Regions from separate parts of the Homo sapiens genome. Here region 1 is linked to region 2. Evidence: read pairs that join two places in POLR2A ChIA-PET (ENCODE). Cell type or tissue: OCI-LY7. All regions are shown on one strand. Each heading gives the region's core, and the rest is flanking DNA. Links, peaks and the distances in the headings are about the cores only. Region 1 overlaps LINC00880 (long intergenic non-protein coding RNA 880). Region 2 overlaps LEKR1 (leucine, glutamate and lysine rich 1).

Evidence for each region. Peaks named below come from ENCODE experiments on the same cell type or tissue, not always from the same donor. Only the 100,000 strongest peaks of a DNase experiment are listed, where the experiment ranks them.
Region 1: POLR2A ChIA-PET joins it to region 2 with 6 read pairs; 2 of 35 experiments call an interaction of 5 or more read pairs at or near these places.

The regions. Positions count from the first base shown.
Region 1 is chr3:157,097,408-157,108,908 of GRCh38, forward strand. LINC00880 (long intergenic non-protein coding RNA 880) reads right to left here. Exons shown (of 4, transcript NR_034007.1): 2 at 5,951-6,072; 3 at 4,528-4,685. It overlaps LINC00881 (long intergenic non-protein coding RNA 881), which reads left to right. Exons shown (of 3, transcript NR_034008.1): 2 at 2,076-2,174; 3 at 3,279-3,728. Among named protein-coding and RNA genes, the nearest start is that of LINC00881, 13 kb to the left of the region's middle. RefSeq lists an enhancer at 8,350-8,399. In OCI-LY7, for the core only: no CTCF peak of the experiment used is centred there; DNase peaks (open chromatin) are centred at 6,124 and 8,054; H3K4me3 peaks cover 2,620 bases; H3K27ac peaks cover 3,021 bases.
Region 2 is chr3:156,898,563-156,910,063 of GRCh38, forward strand. All of the region lies in intron 3 of LEKR1 (leucine, glutamate and lysine rich 1), which reads left to right. Among named protein-coding and RNA genes, the nearest start is that of LEKR1, 78 kb to the left of the region's middle. In OCI-LY7, for the core only: no CTCF peak of the experiment used is centred there; no DNase peak of the experiment used is centred there.

The sequences.
Region 1 (11,501 bases), core at 1,398-9,397, 200 kb after region 2:
GCAGGTGACAGCTTATGTAGAGAATGCAGCTTATGTAAGTCCCAGAGTTGGAAGGCCCAAGAACCTTGAATTCTGGTGTTGGAAGCGAAAGAAGATAACGTCCTGGCTCCAGAAGGGAGAGCAAATTCACCTTTCCTCCACATTTTTGTGGAGGCTGAGGGCCAGTTGGATGCTGCCCACCTGCATTGGTGGGGGTGATCTATACTTAGTCCACTGATTCAAATGCTAATGTCTTCCAGAAACACCCTCACAGACAACCCAGAAATATTGTTTTATCATCTATCTGGATGCCCCTTAACCCAGTGTGGTCGACACAAAATTAACCATCACACCTGGTGGGGGAAACTTGGCTAATACCTACCTCATGGGAATCAAACAGGATGTTCCCAAGCATGAGCCTGGACATGGCAAATACACAGTAAATGGCAAATTCCCTCACAAACCATCCAGGGAACCCACTGGAACCATTGCAGAATGCTCAGAACATCTCCTGGTGTGTTTGGGGATTGGACAACATTCTTGTAGCAAATATCTTTAATCAAAAAGTAACTTAACACATATCTTTGAGCATGTATATGTTCCAGTAAAGTATACATGCTAAGAGGGGTTTGAAATTATCTTTTCTTCTCAGCACTTTACAGTTTACAAAATACTTCAATGTGAATTTTAGTCACGTTAGCTCTTGCAACAACTTAATAATGTAGGATCCCCACATATAAATCAGAAGATTGCATTTCAAAGAGGTGAAGTGACTTGTCCTTAATAACCCAGCTAATAAGGGGTGCAGCTGGACTCAAACCTGGTCTCTTTCCATTAAAGTCTGGTAGAAAACTAAGACCAAAACAAATACAATAATGACAGAAAAAAAAAAAAACCACAGCAAATACGAAAACCTGTGGTTCTGACTCAAAGTGCTGGAGACAAAGACAAATGTCTGTGGCTGGACATCCAGAAGGAGTCAGCTGGGACCTGAGCCGATCTAACTAGAAAATGAAAGGGTGCTGCTGAGGACAGGGAGGCAGGGATGGAGGAGGCAGGTTTCCAGTGGGACCTCACCTGGCACCCCTTGAGCTGGCACCCACCTTTTCACATTTCACAGAGCATTTCTACTGACCTTTCCAAAGGGCACTGCACCTCACTGCTCCCAAATCTCTGAAAGTCAAAACGGAGGCTTTGCTCCTGCATCACTGTCTGGACCATACAAATCACCTCTTGTGACTTTGGCAACTGCTGGTCTCAGGGTTTGTATCCTAGTCATTTCTACTTCTTGGAGAATCATTTATGACATTCTAAAAGTATAGAAAACCATCTACTGAAATGTGTCAACATTAAAACATTAGTTAGCTAGAAATGATGCTCATTTAAGTTACAGAAAAAAACAACAGACAGGAAAAGACATGAGCATTTATGGGCCAGCCTCTGTACTAGCATCTCTCACACTCATGATCTCTTGTTATATTCACTGCAATACAATTTGGGAAATGGTATCATTCCCACTTTGACAGCTGAGGAAATGGACACTCAGAGAGGCTAAGTAACGGCTAAAGTCACACAATTAATAAGCAGCAAATCTAGGATGTGAATCCACGTCTGACTTCAGGGTATTTTGCAATATACCACAGTTTATGGCCTGTGGAATTCAAATGGAATTAAGAGATGACCAGTAAACATAGTTTCATTGCCAGTAAAATTCTTGACTTTGCTTTTTTATTAATTCATATTTACTAACAATGCAATTTCCAAATTACCAGCTTCGGAAGAGTTCTTAAATCATTGAAGTACTCAGGATTCATGGAGTCCTAACAATTAGGATTTGACACTGAGAGAGATGCCACCAGAGGACCCACGTGGAGCTGAGTGACTCTAATGTGAACTTTCTTTTTTGACAGTTCTCTGTAAAAATGTGGCCTATCTTGCACTGGATGGAAGACAAGGAAGAGATTCTCAGTCAAACCTGCCTGGTTTCCTCAAACTCTGTTTAATACAAATGCCAAAGTTTGACACATTCTAACCACTTTGCTTTCTTTGGCAACTCCAACTTTGACAAGAGAGTAAGAATGTCTCCTCCTTGACAGGAACAACGTGTGAAATGAAAGACCTCAGGTGCTGTATTGGCTCTTGACAGCTCTTCAGAAGAAAATACCTCCTGCCTGTTCTGTTCAGTCCTGGTGCAGGTGAGTCACTGCCTTGCCAGCCAGGCAAGTATTTTAAGAAACAAAATCTAAGCCAGAACCAGCAGAGAAATACGAGGGATGGATTAGCGCCATTAGCTTTGATGGTGTCTTGTTGTCATGGTGCTAGGAAAATCACTATCATTTACAGTCCCACTCACCAGCTGTTTTGCTAGAATTTTTGACATGAGAGGCTGGTGGCCACCCTAACACAGGCGTGGGACATGGGTGTGCACACACACGTACACCTGCAGCAGACACCCACTCTAGAGGGCTCACGTTGGTTGTCTGGGACGTGATTCAAAGGCTGTACCCATGTGTATGACAATCCTGTTTCCCGTACATCAGCTTCCAGGAAGCCAAATGACCCACCGGCTTACCCACATCGCAGGAAGCTTTGGAGCAGAGTCAGTGACTATGTGAACCTGCCTCAACCTCTGCTCCCTGGTTCAGCATTTGGCTTGGGAAAAATGACACTATTTCCTGTCTCTTAAACATTATTTCAAGGCACAGGTCTTCCACCATTCTGAGAGGCAGGGGGATCTTTGAGTTCTGCCAGGAGCTGGGGGTTAGGGGTAGGGGAATCCCGCCCAAGGGAAATGACTAGAATCTTTGTCAGGCTGTGGAACACAGGCATTTCTGGATAGGTGGCCTCCCCTGTGGCCTCTCCTGGCATCTACACTGCAAAGTCCCCTGTATCTACTGAAAGGGGTGAGGGTGGGGGCATTCATTGGTACTGGGAGGCAAGCTTTGAGTGGAAAGGAGCTTCTCTCGTGGCCCTCCAGTGAGCCACACTAGAGGAGGCCTCAGATGCATGGTGCTCCCTGCTCAGACTCACACTTGCCTGACTCCCTCCTTCGTGCTCTTCCTTCGGCTGCCCTTACCTGGGGGACTACAGTGGCTGTGGGGGTGCAGCGGGGGTTGGGGGGGGCGGCATACCTCACTACCTGGCTTTTCCCAAGTCCCTTTAATTAAGCCAAATCTTTGTATGAATGTAAAATACAAGTAGGCTTTATCCCTGGGCCCTGTGCTCCTCTGCCCCAGATTCTGACTCAAGGGCTTGGAGCAGACTTATTTTTACTAAAAGCCCAAGTGATTCGATTGCAGGTGGTCCTGGACAACACTTTGAAAAATGCTGGGGCAGAAACAAGCCAGCAAGCATATGGGATTCATCTGCTGTGAGTGATAATTTATCTAGTTTCTAAAAATAGTGTTATAGGCTGGACTGTGTCCCCTTCCTGTGCCCCGCCGCCATGCATATATGGACGCCTAGTACCTCAGAATGTGACTGTATTTGGAAACAGGGCCTTTGAAGAAGTAATTAAGTTAAAATGAGGTCATTAGGGTGGGCAGTAATACAGTATAACTGGTGTCCTTATAAGAAGAGATTAGGACACAGATGCACACAGAGGGAAGACCATATGAACACAGAGGGAGAAGACAGCCACCTGCAAGCCACAGAGAGAGCCCTTCAAAGAAACCAACCCTGCAGACAATTTGATCTCAGGTTTCTGGCCTCCAGAATTGTGAGAAAATAAATTTCTGTTGTTTAAGTCACCCAGTCTGTGGTATTTTGTTATGGCGGCGAAGCTAACGAACACAAACAGAAGGCTGATTTCACTTAATAATCATCTCAGAAGGCAGAGATTGCTTCAAACTATTGCATAAACAAGGCTGGTTTGTGAACCAAAGGACATGAGCCCCAAACCTGGAGTCGCAGAGGCAGCATGACAGCACAGACAGCACAGCTTCTGGTGTCAGGCATTCCTGCACTCAAAGTCTCAAAGAACCTTCCTCCCTAGCCTTCCACCTGAGTTACTTTAGACAAGGCAGCTGTTATTTTATTTAACAAATATATGTATACAGTGCTTACTATGTGCCAGATAATAGTCTATGCACTGTACAAATACTAAGTAATCTAATCCTCATTATAACCCTGTGATAGATACACTGAAGAGCCACAGTCCCTTATTCAAACCCTTGTTTGGAACCAGCAGTGCTTGGCATGTCAGAACTTGGGGATTTGAGAAAGATATACAGTATATGTACCATAGGCTTTATAACACCTCATGGCATCTGCAACAGCATCCTGTTATGAAACATACTAATGGTTCTAGTTTCTGTAGTGACACATATATATGTTGCATAAGTAAAGACTGTAAGTATCCTTGCGTCAACTCAAGATACAAGGATACTTTTAGTCAATGTGCTTGTTTCAGGTCAGGTTTTGCTGCCAAATGAATTATAAATCCATTTTTTCATATTTTGGAGCTTTTAACGTTTCAAAATTGTGGGCCTGTGTTATCCCCATCTTACAGATGAAGAAACTGAGGCACAAGGAGGTTAAACAACTTACCCACATTCATTAGCTCATGGGAGGTGGGACTGGGCCACCAACCCCCCGGGTTTTGCAGCCTTGCCGTGAGGACCCAATACAAGGTAGACTTCTGGGTTGAATTTTGTCCTCCAGAATTCATATGTTGAGGTCTTAACCTTAGTACCTCAGAATAGAACCTTATATGGAAATAGAGTCATTTGAAATATAATTAGTTAAGATGAAGTCATTAGGGTGGACCCTAATCCCAAGTGACTGGTGTCCTTATAACAAGGAGAAATTTGGGCGCAGAGGCAGGCATGCACACAGGGAGAGCACCATGTGAAGATGAAGGCGGAGCTCAGGGTGACACTTCTACAAGCTCAACAATACCAAAGGTTGTTAGCAAACTGCTAGAAGCTGGGAGGGAGGGGCATGGAACAGATCCTTCCCTGCCAGCCCTCAGAAGGAGCCAACCCTGCCGACACCTTGATCTTGAATATGTGAGACAATACATTTCTGTTGTTTAAGCCACACAGTTTGCAGTGCTTTGTTACAGCAGCCCTGGCAAACCATTACATGATCCTTACCCAGTGCTGGATTCTGAGTGGGAGATCAATAAGTGGTAGCTAGTCATACTTACTATCAGTATGACTGAGGCCTCAGACTGTTCATTGAAACATAAAGTCAGTAAATTATTTCTAAGACCTCTTTCAAGTTCTGGGTCTAATTTTTTATGTTTATAACATGAAGATAATTCAACTTCACTTGTACCCCCAATGGCCTGGCTCTTATAGCATTTCTTTGCTGTTTTAAAAATGGGAGCCAACCCAAATGTCCATCAATGATAGAGTGTATAAAGAAAATGTGGCCCATATACACCATGGAATACTATACAGCCATAAAAAAGAATGAGTTCATGTTCTTTGCAGGGACATGGATGAAGCTGGAAACCATCATTCTCAACAAACTAACACAGGAACAGAAAACCAAACATCGCATGTTTTCACTCATAAGTGGGAGCTGAACCATGAGAACACATGGACACAGGGCAGGGAACATCACACACTGGGGCCTGTCAGGGGGTGGGGGACAAGGGGAGGGAGGGCATTAGGACCAGTACCTAATACGTGTGGGACTTACAATCTAGATGACGGGTTAATGGGTGCAGCAAACCACCATGGCACATGTATACCTATGTAACGAATCTGCACGTTCTGCACATGTATCCCAGAACTTAAAGTAAAATTTAAAAACAACAACAACAAAAAAAAGATGGGCTAAGCTGGACACAGTGGCACACACCTGTACTCCCAGCTACTTGGGAGGGTGAAGTGGAAGGATCCCTTCATCCCAGAAGTTTGAGACCAGCTTGGGCAACATAGCAAGACTCTGAACAATAGATGGGCTAATGTAAATGTGGTCTTAGAAAGCAAAACAACAAGCCAGGTTCAGTGGCACATACCTGTAGTCCCAGCTATTCAGGAGGCTGAGGCAAGAGGACTGCTTGAGCCTAGGAGCTCAAGGCTGCAGTGAGCTATGATCAAGCCACTGCACTCTAACCTGGGCAACAGAGCAGTACGCCATCTGTAAAGAAAAATGCAAAACAAAACAAAGAACATTAAAACCGAAACCATGTGGGCCCTAATTTGCCTGCTGATGTTTCTGCTTGCATTGTGAATTCACTCAGTCCTTGGCTTTTCTGAGTCTCTTCTGCTTGTGTCTTCAGGCCTGTGGAGTTAAAACCAGTGTGTTCAGGCTACAGATTCTGCAAAGGAAAGCAGAAATCTAAGTTAGAGGCTCTTTTCTGTGAGTTAAGAGTGTGTTGCTAGAACCCTATTTAGGCTTGGAACATTTTGATTCTTCATGTGGAAATTTGTCCCAAAATTGCCACTTCACTGAGGAGATAAAAGCTGCTTTAAGAGAGCAGCTTGAATACTTTTTCTGTTCATAGGACAAGGCATGGTTGGGCCCAGTCTAGGGAAAGAGGTAAAATGATAAAAAGTGTTTTTTTGAGATTTAGTGACAGGAATGCCCATTGTCAAGCTAGCTTGGAGCTTTAAGCCTCTGCCCTTAACACTCTACCACATCAATTCAGAAAAGGATTTGCTATGGGTGGGGTGTGGCCCCAAACTCTCATCTGTGGAAACAGGACCTCAATGACTTTGTGTGTTCAAAGAATGGACTTTGGGTTTCCTTCCAGCATCTGATTGTGGCATGTAGTAGTGGTTCTTGGGGCTGCCTCTCTGACTCCCTGTCAGTCCCTCAGCCTTTGTCCAGGAAGCGGCTCCCAGCTTCTTTCCTGGAAGCACTTTTGCACCAAGTCAAGGGGCCTCTCTCATCTCCCCGCAGCCCAAGCCCCTCCCAGAGCCAGGGGTGGTTTTAGCATTTGCTTACGGTTTTTCATCTTTGCTCCTTGTTCCTGGATACCCTCTCCTAATTTTAGAAGTGTGTCTTCTCCTATCAGTGGATGCAGCCCAGTGGAATTCCGTGGGGATACAAAAATAGTTGCAGGATGGGGAGTATCACTTTTTGGTTGGTGTTTCTATGCAATAACAAATGAGAAATTTAAATAAGCAAAAAAAACCTGCCTAATCAATTGAACTGCTGGGGAGTAGAGATCACATATTGCTCATTTTTGAATCCCAGGTGCTTGGCACAAAGTACGTGCTCAGCACATTATTTGTTGAATGAATCCATCTTAGTTTTCTTCCTTCTTCAGAGAGGTGCTCTGACATGCATTAAGTTTAAACGTGGTTGCACAAACAAAGTTGGAAGATGTTTCTGCTTCATAATAGCTGTCATGAGTCATGTCCAATAAAAACGTCCTGGGATCAGGAGGAAAAGGACACACAGTCCAGATCCAGCTCAGCCATCACCCAGGCAGCCCCAGGGTCTTCAGCCTCCCTGTGCCTCGGTGTCCTCCACTGCAACAAGAAGGTCATAATTTCTGTTCTGCCTCCCTCACAGCTGGTTATGAGAATGTGGCAAGAACAGACATGAAGAGATCATACTGGAGGTCCTACTTTTATTGTCATTATTATTACTACATGTAATTGTAGAGTTGAAGTGCTCATAATTATTTTTTACTACCTCAATCTCTTTTCTTCTCCATGAGCCTTCAAGGACCAAAGCCAGGTTTACCTCCTACCTCAGCTGAAGAAATGTCCATCCTGGTGAGGACTTCTTGCAGCTCGACCATCTGCTTGCTCAGCAAACATTTTCTGCATCACAGGTGGAGACTGAAAAGTTAAGTTGTGGAAGACTAGCTAAAAAACAGTTGTTTGCTGACACAGTTCCTGTGCTTGAAGCTACTCAGAGCAGAAACAGTAGGGTCTTCTCACCCAGAGACTATGCTCCCCAACAGAAACCTTGAACCAGCTAGAGAGCTCTCAGCCCCAGTTCTGCCCAGAACAGGCCCAGGAGGTGAGGAGATTTGTTAGGGGCAGCCAGCCAGGGGCCAGCAGAGAGGCCAGGAACCGAAGCCTCCTGATTCCAGGCCGGTTTTTACTTTACTCCCCATGCCTCTCAGTGGGGGCATTGGTAGGTGGTGCTTTGCTTCCTCTTGTGTCTCGGTGCAGATGCTGTTGCTAAGGTAACCGGGTAAGCATAAAACAGAAACAGCCCATAGGGTCTTGCTGCCTCCACCTGTGTGTCCAGACAGTTTCCCATCCCGGCCAGAGAGACACAGTCAGGCTTATTGATCCAGGCTGAGCATGTGTGTTGGAGCCTGGAGAGAAACGCCTGATCTGTGTGGCAGCCTGTATTCTCTGAACATTCTTCCTGGGCATGGTTTTAGACAAGATGTTAAAGATGGAGACAGATGATGAGGAATTGAAATTGCTTTAGTATACCAGTTGTCAGTGTGACATGGCTAAAACTGTCCAGGGCCTGGGTTCTTGACATATCCTTGGTTTATTCAGGGCATCTGTAGAATAAGAGGGCTGAAAGTACGGCCTCAACTCTGAATTCTGTGTCTAGCTTTCCTGTTGTACCCCAAGATGGAACCCTCCAACTTTCAGACAAGGGACTTTCTTAAAGAGCTATGTGATACTGTGTGGCTGATTTTCTCTTGTTCCTGGGAAGGGTTAGCTAATTAGTGTGTTAACCAGGGTCTTCCTTACCTCTTTTTCTTAACCCTTCCCTTAGTAGGCCCACCAGGGTTGGTCCCAAAGGAGAGAGGAGAGAACATAAATGAGCCAGTTTGGCTGCAGTGACAGCTCACAAGATGGTCAGATCATGGAGAGGGACTGAAATTCAGTCTAAGCTGCAGAAAAGGAGGAGAAGCGAGTACAATTCCTTCATTTCCAACTTTAAGTGGCCCCTGGGAGAAGCAAAGCATGTCCACATTAAGGCTGGACCTCACTTAGGGACTCCCTGGCTTAGGATCTCACTGTGACTACATCCCCAGTTTCTTTGGGGTGCACGTTGGAAGAGGCAGATCGGTCCTGGTAGCTGGTCATAGAACGGTGGCCTTTTGAGATCTGAGAGAAGCATGAGATGCTGCAGGGGGCTAGAAACCCAAACCTTGAAATATGAAATCTGCCACCCTTACAGGGGACCACACACACTAACTCAGCCCCTCTCAACAGACACACAAACTTACCACCCACTTTCCAGGCAAATGCAACAGCCAGCTGCTCCCTACATGTCCTTTGCTTTTCTACCACTGTCCATTGCCACCTCTCTCCACTTAGCAACATCTATCTTAGACAGGATACATTGGTTGCAAGTTCAGAACCCAACTCATATGAGCTAGGGAAAAGGAGGGCACAGCTGATATTTGGGAATATCTGGAGTCAGGGGCTCAGAGTTCACGACAACTCTCCCACTCCCACTCTCACCTCTTCTCTCCACTTCTCTCCAGGTGCCTATTTCATTCTCTCTCATGGCATACTGATTTCGTCCACATTGCAGGAAACACGGCTGCCCAAATCCCTCCCTGCCACACCCACATACAGGAACCTCCTGAATTTAACCTCTTTAGGCTTTCACTAAAGATATTGCCAGCTTTAAATCTGAAAATCCCAGGTAAGACTAATGAGTGGCTGGCCTTGGTCAGGCGCCCACCACTGGACTGTCAGGCAAAGCAGGGCGAGGGCAAGCTCATAGCATGCAGTTCCTATGGGCTGTGGGGAGAGGGCTGTGGGGAGAGGATACTTTCATATGAGAGAAGAGTGGTAGGCAGACAGCCCCACAGACATCCACAGCAAGGCCTCCCTCCAACTTTAAGGCCCAATTCAACAAAGTTTCTCCAGAATCCTCTTCAGCTCCACCTGGACTGGAAATAGCCTTCTCCTCTTCTCCACCCTTCCAGTGTCTTCACCTGTACCTCCCCGTGCACTGAACACCTGTTGACCACGTGGTCACTATTTGAATAACTTTTCCTATACAAATACTAATGTGTGTCACTGAAGAAAAAAATTGGAAACATAAATAAATAAAGAGAATAAAATAAAAACCACTCATAACTGCCATCTGGAGATAATCACTTAGCATTTGGGGGTGTTAGCAGCTGTTAGATTGATGTCTTTTTTTCTCTGCCTACATTCAGCCCTTCAACATCTCACCTCTCTGTGCTCCCCCAGAATCACCACAGTGCTTCCCATTCAGCGTGGGCTCCCTTTGAGCATGTTAAATAAGCAGTGAATAAAGGAATAAACAAACGGATGAGTAAATAGAAAGTCGGAGAAAAAGCTCTCCTACCCAAAAGTTGCCCCAGAGAAGGTATCAGGAAGGCAAAAGAAAGGTACCAGTCCTCAGAGGGCACAGACACCCCACCCTCCCCATTCCTTCCCAGCCTTCTCTGCTCCTATTGGGGCAGAATCAGTGCCAGAAAGTGAGTGGTGCATAGTGAACAGGCCGGGCCTGGGCCATAAACATTAGTGAAAATACTGTTAGGGACGGAAGCCCTATCCCTGCCATGTGACTTAGAAATGTTGCCCGTGGCTTCAGGGAAAAGAGGATTCATGGAAACAACCAAGTCAAGGTCACCACATGCATGCAATATTTTAGGCCCAGCAAGCAATGTGGCATATTCAAAGCTTCTGATGAATGGGTTCCAAGAAATCTGATTTTTAGCAGTGCTGTTGACACAGGAGTTGCAACAGCAACCCCCATGACTTGCCCCTCGCTGGGTTGAAGATTATCATTGATTTATCTGGAGCAGAAACAGCAGGAATCCACATCACGCCTTGGAAGGCAGCCTGGGCAAAGGCAGAGAATTAACAGATCTTTGTTATTAATTCCAATACCACAACTCCTCATGGGTCCGTGCAGTAAAATCACAGGCTCTCTTGACAGGAGTTTCTCTGTGTTTAAGAGGGCTAGTGTTTGTTTTGTTTTGTTTTGTTTTATGGGGCAGGTCCTTATTCTTAATTACAAAGACAATCCCAAATCACAAATATTCATTAATCACACACCAGCTCAAAACATGTTAGGTGCTACAGGAGGTGCAAAATAAGTAGCACAATCTCTATATTTCATTCATTTGAGCATCAAACATTTATTGAGGCCGTTCTATGTGCCAAACATTGTGCTAGTCACTGGACTTTATAGCACGGTTATTTTCCCTTTTAAAAGCGAAAAGATGAGGTTCAGGGAGGTTAAGCAACTTACCGAGCTTGCCTATAGTCACACAGTTTGTAAGAGACTTGGGATGAGAATAAAGGGAAATAATCTGACAGTTTGTTATTATTTTTATTATCATTGTAGTGCCATTCATGTAGCCTTAGAAAAACTCAACCTCATGCATTTGCATGAGCCTCCTTTTCACTAACACACAACAAGCCACAATTCATGTTGGGGAGTAGGAAAGTGGTTTGTGCCCATTTACTCTTCCTCCGGTGAACCTCCCAGGAGCAGCTGGTGTGTGCAAAACCAAGAGCCCATGGCCTTTGCTCTGTTCTTATGCACAGTGGTCTGTTGATAGCTGCCCTCCAAACAGCCCTGGCACAGGGGTCAATCACAGGCCCACAGCCAGCACAGATGAGCAGAAGGAATGCAAGTTTTGGTCT
Region 2 (11,501 bases), core at 1,094-9,093:
AGAAATTTCTGTTGTTTATAAACCATCCAATCTATGCTATTTTTGTTACAGCCACCCGGATGGACTAAGGTGCATAATAAAATCTCTTAGAAGCATTACAGGAAAAAAAAACCCAAAACTATTATTTCCAGTCTTAGTTTACTGTGAAACCATTTTTGGAATGCGATGGGGAGCTTACTGTAGAACACACTTTGACCACACTAAAATATGGGTTTAAAATGTTAGTAAAGCATTTGCTATGGCAAAGAAACTGCTAAAACAAAACAAACAAACAAACAAAAAAATGGGATGAAGTTCTTTTATCTGAAGCAAAAGGAAATTGAGAAGCTTGAGCTAGGATTCCTCAAAAGGTTTAAATGAAAAAACATCTATAAAACATGTTGCATAGAGCCTTTCGCATAGTTGATGCTGAATCTCTTGTTGCTCCTGTTGCTGTTGCTTTGTTGTTTAATGGGAAAGGAGACAAAAAAGAGCTATTTTTGCCAGCTGTGTGAAAGACAGGTTGCTGTCAGTGGGGTAGACATCAGCTAATTTATTCCTCAACTAAGGAACCACTATAATTTTGGAGCAGTCATGGTTTCTTCTTGCTTTCAGGTTTTCATATGTTGGTAATTATCAGTACAAATTCAAACTTTCACCTGTGGTTTTCACCATTCTGTGTTCCTAGCTCTGTCTATATACATATATATACATATATATATATACACACATGTATATATATACATGTATATATACATATATACATACACACATGTATATATACATATATACATATATACACATATATACATGTATATATACATATATACATATATACACATATATACATGTATATATACATATATACATATATACACATATATACATGTATATATACATATATACATATATACACATATATACATGTATATATACATACATACATATATACACATATATACATGTATATATACATACATACATATATACACATATATACATATATACACATATATACATATACATGTATATATACATATACATGTATATATACATATACGTATATATACACACATATATACACATATATACACGCATATATACACATATATACACGCATATATACACATATATACACGCATATATACACATATATACACGCATATATACACATATATACATGCATATATACACATATATACATGCATATATACACATATACATGCATATATACACATATATACACATATATACATGTATATATACATATGTACGTATATATGTATATATATGTACATATGTGTATATATGTATATGTGCATGTGTGTATTTAGGTGTGCAAATAAAAATAGAATTTATTCTAAAGAATTCCTTAAGTAAATGGCAGGCACTTACCCTTTGTAATTTGCAGAGAAAAATATTTGGGATAGCTAAAGGCTCATTCAAATGGGGTTTAAAAGGATTACAAAACATCTGAAATCCAGCTAGCAAATTTTTGAATTAGGTAGTATGGTAAACTCAAATGCCTAGGAGGTATCTAGAATAAATGAGTAAAACAGACTGGTGGGGGGAACTATACTAAACCAAAAAAATGCATGCTCATTAAAGATAGCAGCTGCTCCAGGAGACTGGTTTTGTGGGAAGAATGTGGGTCCATTGTTTTTGAATTACTTGACTTTTAGAAAGGTGGGGAATCTAGATTCTTACGTAAAATCTCTCCAAGTTTAAATATTTGTGCTTATAAAAAACAACACTCTGCAAGACAGATAAAACATGTTCAAAGACCAGTTTGTGACTTCTGAATTAGGCAAATATTAGACTGCACGTATTGTAACCTAGGCAAATCTTCATACCAACTCAGCTCTAAGTTCTTTTTATCACAGAACCCTTTACAAAGGAACTAGTGTAGTATGCTCTTAGCCAGTCTTATAACTAAGGTGATTTTTGTGAATCTCGTAACTATCCACTTAAAATTAACTTGAGATCACAGTGCTATTATTTGATGATCTAAAAAAAAATCACTTTACATTTCCTAATGGTATTACCAGTAGGCATGAAACTTCCAATGCAAAGATATAGGACTTGAGTTAGAAAATATTTAGTGAAACACTGATAGTAGAAAAACTGGCCAAAAGTGAAGTAAGTTTCCTAATTGTTTGCTAGAGTATTTGGCTTATTATATTTTTGCGTGATTTGATCACTTACAGTTGAAGAGAATTTTCCTCAGAGTATGGCAGGCAGTAATTTGAATTTTGAATAAATACTATACAGTTTTTTTGTGTTTTTATTTTTTAATGGTGAAGTGAAGAGCATACAATATCTTGTTGAATGATTCGGCATTTATAAATGTATAATTGGGCATTATTAACGAAACTCTTTGAATGATCTTTGTTTTGGAAGTAGCCATAATAATTCACACCTTTTTTTGGTTATTTTTAATTTTTTTGAATTATTAAAATTTTTTAAAGAGATGGGATCTTGCTGTGTTGCCCAGCCTGGTCTTAAACTCCTGACCTAAAGTGATTGTCCCACTGCAGCCTCGCCAACCCCAGTAGCTGGGATTATACGTATGATCCACTGTGCCTAGCTTGATTATTACATATTTTGAGAAGAAAATAAAAGTCTTTCTAACAAATTTTCTTTTCTTCCCTTCATTACTGCAGACAACGTCATTCCTTTTTTTTTTCCTTCCTTCTCTTCTTGTCTGCTTTCAGCAGTACTTGTGATGCAAGCATATTCTCTAATTGGAAAGTTCTTCATACTTTCCAGGACACGCAAAGAAGCAGCTGGGTACTTGCCTCTCTTTCTTGCCTCCTTTACCATATTTATCACAATATAACTGTCTTATTGTTTTACACTCTTCATACCTAACCATGAGCCACTTGAGAACAGGTGCCATTCCTTTTTTTCTAAGTGCTTAATTATGCCAGTTATGGTATCATGTACGTAGTGGGCTTGTAATTCATATTTTTGAGTGAATGATTTTTAGTTTTCCTTTTTCTCTCTAATGCAATTACAATTTTATCAGAAGATGAAAATAATAATCCAGAGGTGTTGCATATTCTCTTTTCCTCGTACTGAACCAGTTGCTTCACATCTAAAAATGGAAGAATGGAAAATCTCAAATATTAATGATCCATTTTGTTTTGTTTTGTTTTGTTTTGAGACGGAGTCTCACTCTGTCACCCAGGCTGGAGTGCAGTGACGTGGTCTCAGCTCACTGCAACCTCTGCCTCCTGGGTTCAAGTGATTCTCCTACCTCAGCCTCCCAAATAGCTGGGACTACAGGCGCCGGCCCCAAACCCAGCTAATTTTTGTATTTTTAGTAGAGACAGGGTTTCATTATGTTGGCCAGCCTGGTCTTGAACTCCTGACCTTGTGATCCAAACGCCTTGGCCTCCCAAAGTGCTAGGATTACACGTGTGAGTCACCACACCAGGCCAATGATTCTTTTCTTATAGTTCTCTGCCTTATTTCCGGAAGCTCACATATAATTTTCTTGAATGTTTTCAAAGAAAAACAGACCAGGGTTTAAAACAACAAATGTAATCTAGTGATATTTTGGGGTGCATTAATAAATGGGTTTTGTATTATTTCAAGTGCACTCACTCTTTTCATAGTTTCAAACATGAATTTTTTTATTGATTTGCTGACCTATTTCCTATTCTTTAAAAAAAAATCTTGTTTTCACTGTGCACATTATGGAATACTTGGAAAACAGAAATAGATGAAGATTACCCTTAATATCACTTCATAAAATAACTTATATTAATTTTTAGGAATCAGTCTCTTCTTTTAAAATGGGTTCATTATATTGCCCAGTGAATGTCAGAAATTATTTTTTAAAGTATATTTCAGTGAGAAAAATATTTAAAAGCTGAGTTTCACAATCAAAATATGTTATGTTTTCTGTAATAATTTTAATAAAATTTTAAATCTTTTATAGACATTTTATTATTCAGGGTATTTAGCTGAGGGACAAACATATATCTAAAGATCACTGAAGACATCCTGGACATCATGTAAGACTACTAAAATTTGATTTCTAGAAATTGTTATACATTTCATAACCACCAACAGTAAAGAAAGGAGGCAAGGCCAGCTCCTTAAATGGAGTAGCTATGTGTTCCTATATTTGGAGAACAACTTTTTTCCTTCACTTAAGGTGAGTTCCTGGTAGAAATCAACTTTCACTAATAGCATTCCTCAGAATACAAATCATGTTTCCTGTTAACCTACTGAATACTATCTAGCTTATATTATAAAAGCTTTCATAGCGAAATGCTTGATTTATTTTTATAATATATATAGTTTTAAGAACATTTAATTATACAGTTTAATATCCTGATTTTAAAAAAAGCACCATAATGTAAGCATTTTTCTGTTATTTTATACCTACTATAAACATTATTTTTAATGACAAATATTACATTGAGTAAATAATTTTCTTACTGAACCATTTGTATTACTCTGAGTTTTTTTGCTACTGCAAATTATTGCAGTGATTAGCTTTCTTCAAAACCAAAGCAAACAAAAATGTTTTCTATATTTAGATCTATTTCTTTAGGCTAGATTCCCAGGAGTAGAATTCCTGGGTTAAAGAATTTGAGCATTTTTATGCTTCAAATAGTCTATAAAAATGAATATTCCCACAAATGATGTTAGAAAATGCCTTTCCATTGTAATTTGACAATATTGGTTATACTCACTTTTGATATATCTTTGTTAATTTGTTAGATTAAAATATAGTTTTAATTTCCATTTCTCTGACTTTTAGTGATTTTTTGTTTTTTACTTAGAATAATTATTTCCCTTAATTCCATATTTTTTTCATTTGCTTATTTAACTGTATACTTCCCATTTTTAAGGATCGGTAGAAGCATCCAGTCTTCAAACCAACCTCTTATAAGTTAATTTTAAGGTTGTTATATGATAGATCCTGGGCCATACACTATTAGTTACGACTCTTGGTTGTGACTAAAATTTAGCTTGAACTAGCTTAGGCAAAAAGTGTTTAATGGATGATAGGTTTCAAGGAAAAAATGAACTCTGGGAAGGGCCTGTGTAGCTAGACCTTAGGAATAACCTTAACAAAGGACATTACTACCCTTAAGATTTTCCTTTTGTATTTCATCTCTGCTTCTCTAGAGGGTCAACTTTATTCTCTTAAACTGCAAATCAACTTTCTCATAGCAGGAAAAGTGGTTGTCCACAGTTCATAAGTTTTACTTCTTACATCTACTGCTACCTGAAAGGGATTGCCTATTGTTTTCTCTAGTCCCAAGGAAAGAATCCTACAGAAGAGCTCTGATTGACTCAGTGTTGGGGAGATGTTTTATCCACTTAGCCAGCTGGGTTGGGTCATAGAACATGGAAACTTCTGTGGCAGTCTTATGATTGGTTGAAGCTAGAAGAGGGAGTGGAAAGAAACAGTTCCTTGAATAAAGGGTTAATTCCCCACAGAAAGGTAATTATATTGGGTGGCCAAACAGTGGTTACCCACTGCATGAGAAAGACTATCCAGGGATTTTATATGCTTTTCTATCCTTTAGAATTAATCAATAGAAGAATATTTACCAACGCCTACTGGGCATTGTTACCAGAGCTGGGAGAGAGCAATAAGGGCAGTAAGAAACATTCTTGCACTAAAGAATAAATAATGTGATTTTATTAAGGATACTTTAAAATGATGGTAGCAGTATTTAAGACAATGTTTTATATAAACAACATGATTTTATTAAGAACACTTTAATATAATGGAGATTTTAGTTTTTCTAAAAGCTATCTTATATCCCCTTATCCTCAAGAAAAATACACTAAACCCTTTTGCCTCCTTTTTGTGAAATTATATATAAGCTCTATAATACAGAATCATGTTTTTTTTTTTTTACTTTTTAAAATATTTTTATTTTTTTATTTTTAGAGACAGGGTCTCACACTGTGTCACTCATATTTATTCCCAGGCTGGAGTGCGATGGCATGATCATAGCTCACTGCAGCCTTGAACGCTCGGGCTCAAGCAATACTGCTGTCTCAACCTCTGGAGTAACTGGACTGCAGACACGCCACACTACACCCAGCTAGATATATATATGACAGGATCTATCATATAGCAAATATATATATATATATATATTTGGAGAGACAGGGTCTCGCTATGTTGCCCAGGCTGGTCCCAAACTCCTGGCCTTAAGCACACCTCTTCCTTGTCCTCCCAAAGTGCTACGATTATAGGCATGAGCCACTGTGCCCAACCTATGTATGTGTGTGTGTATTTATTTTTTTTTATTAAGTCAGGGTTAAGATTTTTAACTTCTGTTTCTGCACCAGGAAAACTTAAGAGTACCATATTCAGTCAAAGGAAGATCTATTATTTTAATAGACTATCTAAATATTAAAGAAACAGGAAAATAAATGAAGAATCAAAGACCAAATAGAGCTCAAATTCGATTTAATTAAATGAGGTTAATTTAAAAACCTACATTGAGTCAGTCCAGTGCGGGTACTTTTTTCCTGCCTTTTTGGGAGAGGTGGGGAGAGAGAGATAGAGGGGTGAGGGAATAAATATGAATGTATGGTATCAAAGTCAAGCCAATATTTTTAGAAGATAATGTTGGAATATTGAACTCCCTTACCTGTTAGCAAAGGTAAATATTTCTGATCCTTAACTCAATAGGGCAAGCACCCTTAAGAAGGAGTCAAGCTATAAAGGAGTAAATTTATTATCAATGTACAGATTGTACTAAAAGTACATTGATATTATACAGGATAATGACTCTTCAGTATAAAATTAAGACTATCCTAACAGTAAGGGTATATTTGAGTAACTAAATTAGAATTCATAGGAAGATATAAATGGGTGTCATGTTAATTTTCTAAATAAAAGCAGTATAATACCACTGAAGAGGAAATTAAGTAATTGTATTCCCAAATAATTTGGTTTTAAATATTGCTACTGTTCTATACACTTGTGTGTTAGTGACATTTCTGGTCTTGTGCATTCTCTTTTTGACATTTTTGAAGTTTCCATAGCTCCTGAGAATGGGTACAGTGATTTAGTTTCTGCCTGAAGGGTTTCACAAAGTGCTTATGAGTTCTCTGCAAAATAAGAGTTGTTTCTGGTTGTATTAAATACTAAATGATTTATCTATCAATAATAGTTGGATCCCCCCATTCCCTGCTTCCTTAAAAGGTAGTTTAATTTTCTGAATGAATTTAGGTAGTGGTTAATTTCAAAGGAGCAGGTATAGAAGCCACTTCTCATAATTGGCAGTCGTATGTCAATTTCTGAACTCTGTTTCCCAAGACCTCCTGAAGTACTACCTTGTTTTGATTGATTTCTTTGTTGCAGTTCTAATTTTCCCCTTGATATTTGGATACCTTTGCCTGTCCGACCTTAGTAGGATGTAATCCTGAAAATCCCCCACTTCAGTGAATTTTCAGACCCGGAACTTCCACCTGTCATCTTTGATTGCTGCAAAATCAGTTTGAGGGAAAGACTGCAAATAAATTAATCTTTAGAACCAGGAGCTTGACAAAAAAGAGTGCAGATTACAGGTGGTAAAATCCTCGATGATGTGGCCGCTTTCTTGTGTTTTCTAAAGTGTTTCATTATAGAGTGGAGGGAAGTTAAAAGGGAGTTTTAAAAGTATTTCCTTTTAGAATATTTTCATTATGTGTAATATTAATCGATAATCCACATGAAAATAATTAAGAAGGGACTATAATATCATTCTCTAATTTGTTTTACAACTCAGTGATTCTCACATTATCCATTTTAATTATGTTAACTAAGAAAAACTGAGAAATACTGAAGGATAATAAATGTACTTGTTCTCATGGTTGCATTGGCAAGAGGATTATAATGCAAGTCATCTAACTCCCAGTGCAGGACTCTCTCCACTAGAACATGCTGTTAGTACCCACTATTTTCAGGAACACCCTCTGAGTAGACAACATTATGTCCTTACATCAACATAGTGTTCACATTCTGTGCCGAATTGTGACTGTTAGAGAAAACTGTGTGCTAGCACAGTACATACTGTATTGTAGTATTTCATGAATTATTTCATAAAGTTGATGTGTACGGTAAAAGTAAACATTTGTGCTTTTCCAGTAATGTCATTTTTAACCATATCATTTTGATATGAAAGAAGAAAAGTAGACTAGTATAGCCAAGTCAGAGTGAACTAATGTGACCACACATCTCAGAGAGTTTAGTTAGATGGCTTGAGAAGCTATTTGTATGTAACATTCATTTGGATAAATATATACTAAAGAAGTGACCTTGGAAAGTGTTTCAATGTGCATGTTTTTTAAAAGTATAAAAAGAAAAACGTTTTATAAAAATGGACTGAGAATTCTTTTCTGAGTGAATGTTAATAGCTGGAATGGGCTTCTATTAAGGAATGTTTAATACATATGTTTAATCTTATAATTTAGCAGTGTACTATATAAACTTAAATATCTACTATTTCTACATTTTTTCCATTTATAAACCTGAGATATTTTTACAGACATGTAATGAGACTGTCTGGGCTTTTTAAAACAATTTTTTTAGATTTTTAAGTAACACATAGATACATCTTCATTGTAAATAATCTAAATAATGTAGGAAAGAAAACTAAAGTTCCCATGACCAGTCTTCTCAATCCTGATTCTCTCTGTAGAGATCACCCTGCTTTAACATTGATGAAGATCATTTCTATTCTTTTTCTAAAGTTTTAAAGACATATATGTACATATAGAACTATCGTGAATATATATGGTTTCATGTCATATTTGTTCATCTGTGAATTACAGCTTGCATTTTTCCCCATTGATAAATCTTGGCATTCTTTCCATGCTAGGACATACAAGTCTACTTTATTATATTTTTATTTTTTGTATACTATTCCATAGGACCATAGGTTATTTAACTGTTCCTCTAATACTGACCATTATTGGCATATACTGACCATGAAGACTGTTTCCTTTTTTGCTATTAAAATAATATTTCATAACTTCCAAAATTTAAAACGTACCCATTCTTTTATACCACAATTTGTACCAGAGATATATTTGACACTTATAGATTACTCATTGTACGTGCCCAAGTCATTCTTTTCAAAAAATAAGTTTAGATTTATATAAAGTTCCAAAAATAGTACAGATAGTTTTCAGATACACAACTTCCCACAATGTTAGCACTTTGCATAACTAGGGTACAATTATAAAAACTAAGGAATTAACATTGTTATAATACTGTTAACTAATCTACAGAATTTATTTTGGTTTTATCATATTTTTTCAATAATATCTTTTTTTTTCCAGTCCAGTATTCAACCTGGAATTCCACATTGCAGTTAGAGTTCATATCTTCTTATTAGACTTCTTTGACCTGTGACAGTTCCTCAGTCTTTCTTTGTCTTTCATGGTCTCGAGGCTTTTAAATACTGGTCATTTATTTTGTAGAATATCCCTCAATTTGGGTTTGTCTGATGTTTACTAATTATTGTGATGAGATTATTCATTTTTGGCAAGAATACCACAAAAATGATGTGCCCTTCTCAGTGCATCATATCAGGGTGTGTGTCATGATGTCAGTATCTTATTACTGGTGAAGTTAACCTTAATCACGTGGCTAAACTGGTATTTGCTAGGTTCCTTCACTGTATAGTTATTATTTTTCCCTTCGTAATTAATAAATATCTTGTGGTAGATATTTTGAGACTCTCCGAATATTCAGTTTCTTCTCAACCTTTTACCTGTTTTTTCAGTACTATCAGTAGAGTTTGCCTGCAGTGGCTATTATTGTACAGTTTTAATGGTGATTTTCTCATTCACTCGTTCCTTCTACATGTATTAATTGGAAATTTTCTGTGTAATAAAAGAGCTGTCTTTTATTACTCAATTGTTCATTCAGTTATTTATATCAGTGTGGACTCATTCACTTTAATTTTTTGGGTTATAATCCAATACTATCATTATTTTATTGCTTGATTCTTCTTGTTTTGGACATTAGTAGCTCGCTTAGGTCAACATGTGCCCTTTTAACCTGCCTCTGTCCTCTGTTGAGCTCTTCTTTACTTTCTGGCATCACAAAATGTTCTAGGCTTATCTTGAAGTTTTCTTGCCTCAGCACTGGAATCAACCAGTTTTCTAAAATGCCCTGATTTCTTTAATTGGAGAATGATATTTAGAAACCAGCATCTGGGGATTGGGTATGTTCATTGTTACTTTGCTTCTGAGCTTTCATTTTTTTTGTCATTTGTACCCTTCTCTTGGGTCATAACACTAAGAATATTCATTATTTGTTCTTTAATAAATGAATTTAAGGCCATGCATTTACATCTTGGTACTTGATATGGTTTGGCTGTGTGTCCCCTCCCAAATCTCATCTTGAATTGTAGCTCCCATAATTCCCACATGTTGTGGAAGGGACACAGTGGGAGATAATTGAATCATGAATCATGGGGGCAGTTTCCCCCATACTGTTCTTGTGGTAGTGAATAAGTCTCATGAGAGCTGATGGTTTTATAAGGGGAAAACCCCTTTCACATGGTTCTCATTCTCTCGTTGCCGGCCACCATGTAAGATATCCCTTTGCTCTGCCTTCATCTTCCACTATGATTGTGAGGCCTCCACAGCCATGTGGATCTGTGAGTCAATTAAACCTCTTTCTTTTGTAAATTACCCAGTCTTGAGTATGTCTTTATCAGCAGAGTGAAAATGGACTAATACAGTACTTTTATATGTAGTGCTTCCATTATCCTTTATTTCTAAATAGCTTGTAATTTCCATTTTTATTTTCTATTTGGCCCAAGGATTATTAGATGTATGTTTAAATTTTCATTGCTGGTGGGTCATGCCTGCAATCCCAGTACTTTGGGAGGCCAAGGAGGGCTGATCACGAGGTCAGGAGATGGAGATCATCCTGGCTAACACGGTGAAACCCCATCTCTACTAAAAATACAAAAATTTAGCTGGGTGTGGTGGCATGCGCCTGTAGTCCCAGCTACTCAGGAGGCTGAGGCAGGAGAATCGTTTGAACCCGGGAGGCAGAGGTTACAGTGAGCCGAGATCACGCCACTGCACTCCAGCCTGGGAGAGGCGACAGAGTGAGAGTCTGTCTCAAAAAAAAAAAAAAAAAGAAATCTTCAATATCTTTACCTATTTTTATGTTATTGTGATCCTTTCCATTTCTGTGAGAAAAGTATTAATACATCCCATTATGATTAGTAATTTGTTTTCATTGGATTTTTTAACAGATTTTTAAAAATATATTTTGGTGCTATGTTATTTTTCTTGGTGCATTGGGCTTTTTATAAAGATGAAAATTTCTTTGTTCCACTTAATGCTTTTGCTAATTTTTAACACTAACATATATATGTTATCATTTTAAAAAGCATTTTTCTGGACTATACTTTTATAGCTCTTTATTTTCTACCTTCCTTTGTCAAGTTTTTAAAGATGTGAATCCTAAAAACAATGTTTGGTTAACTCCTTTCTCTTAGTATGCTAAGAGAAATAAGAGAAGTCCT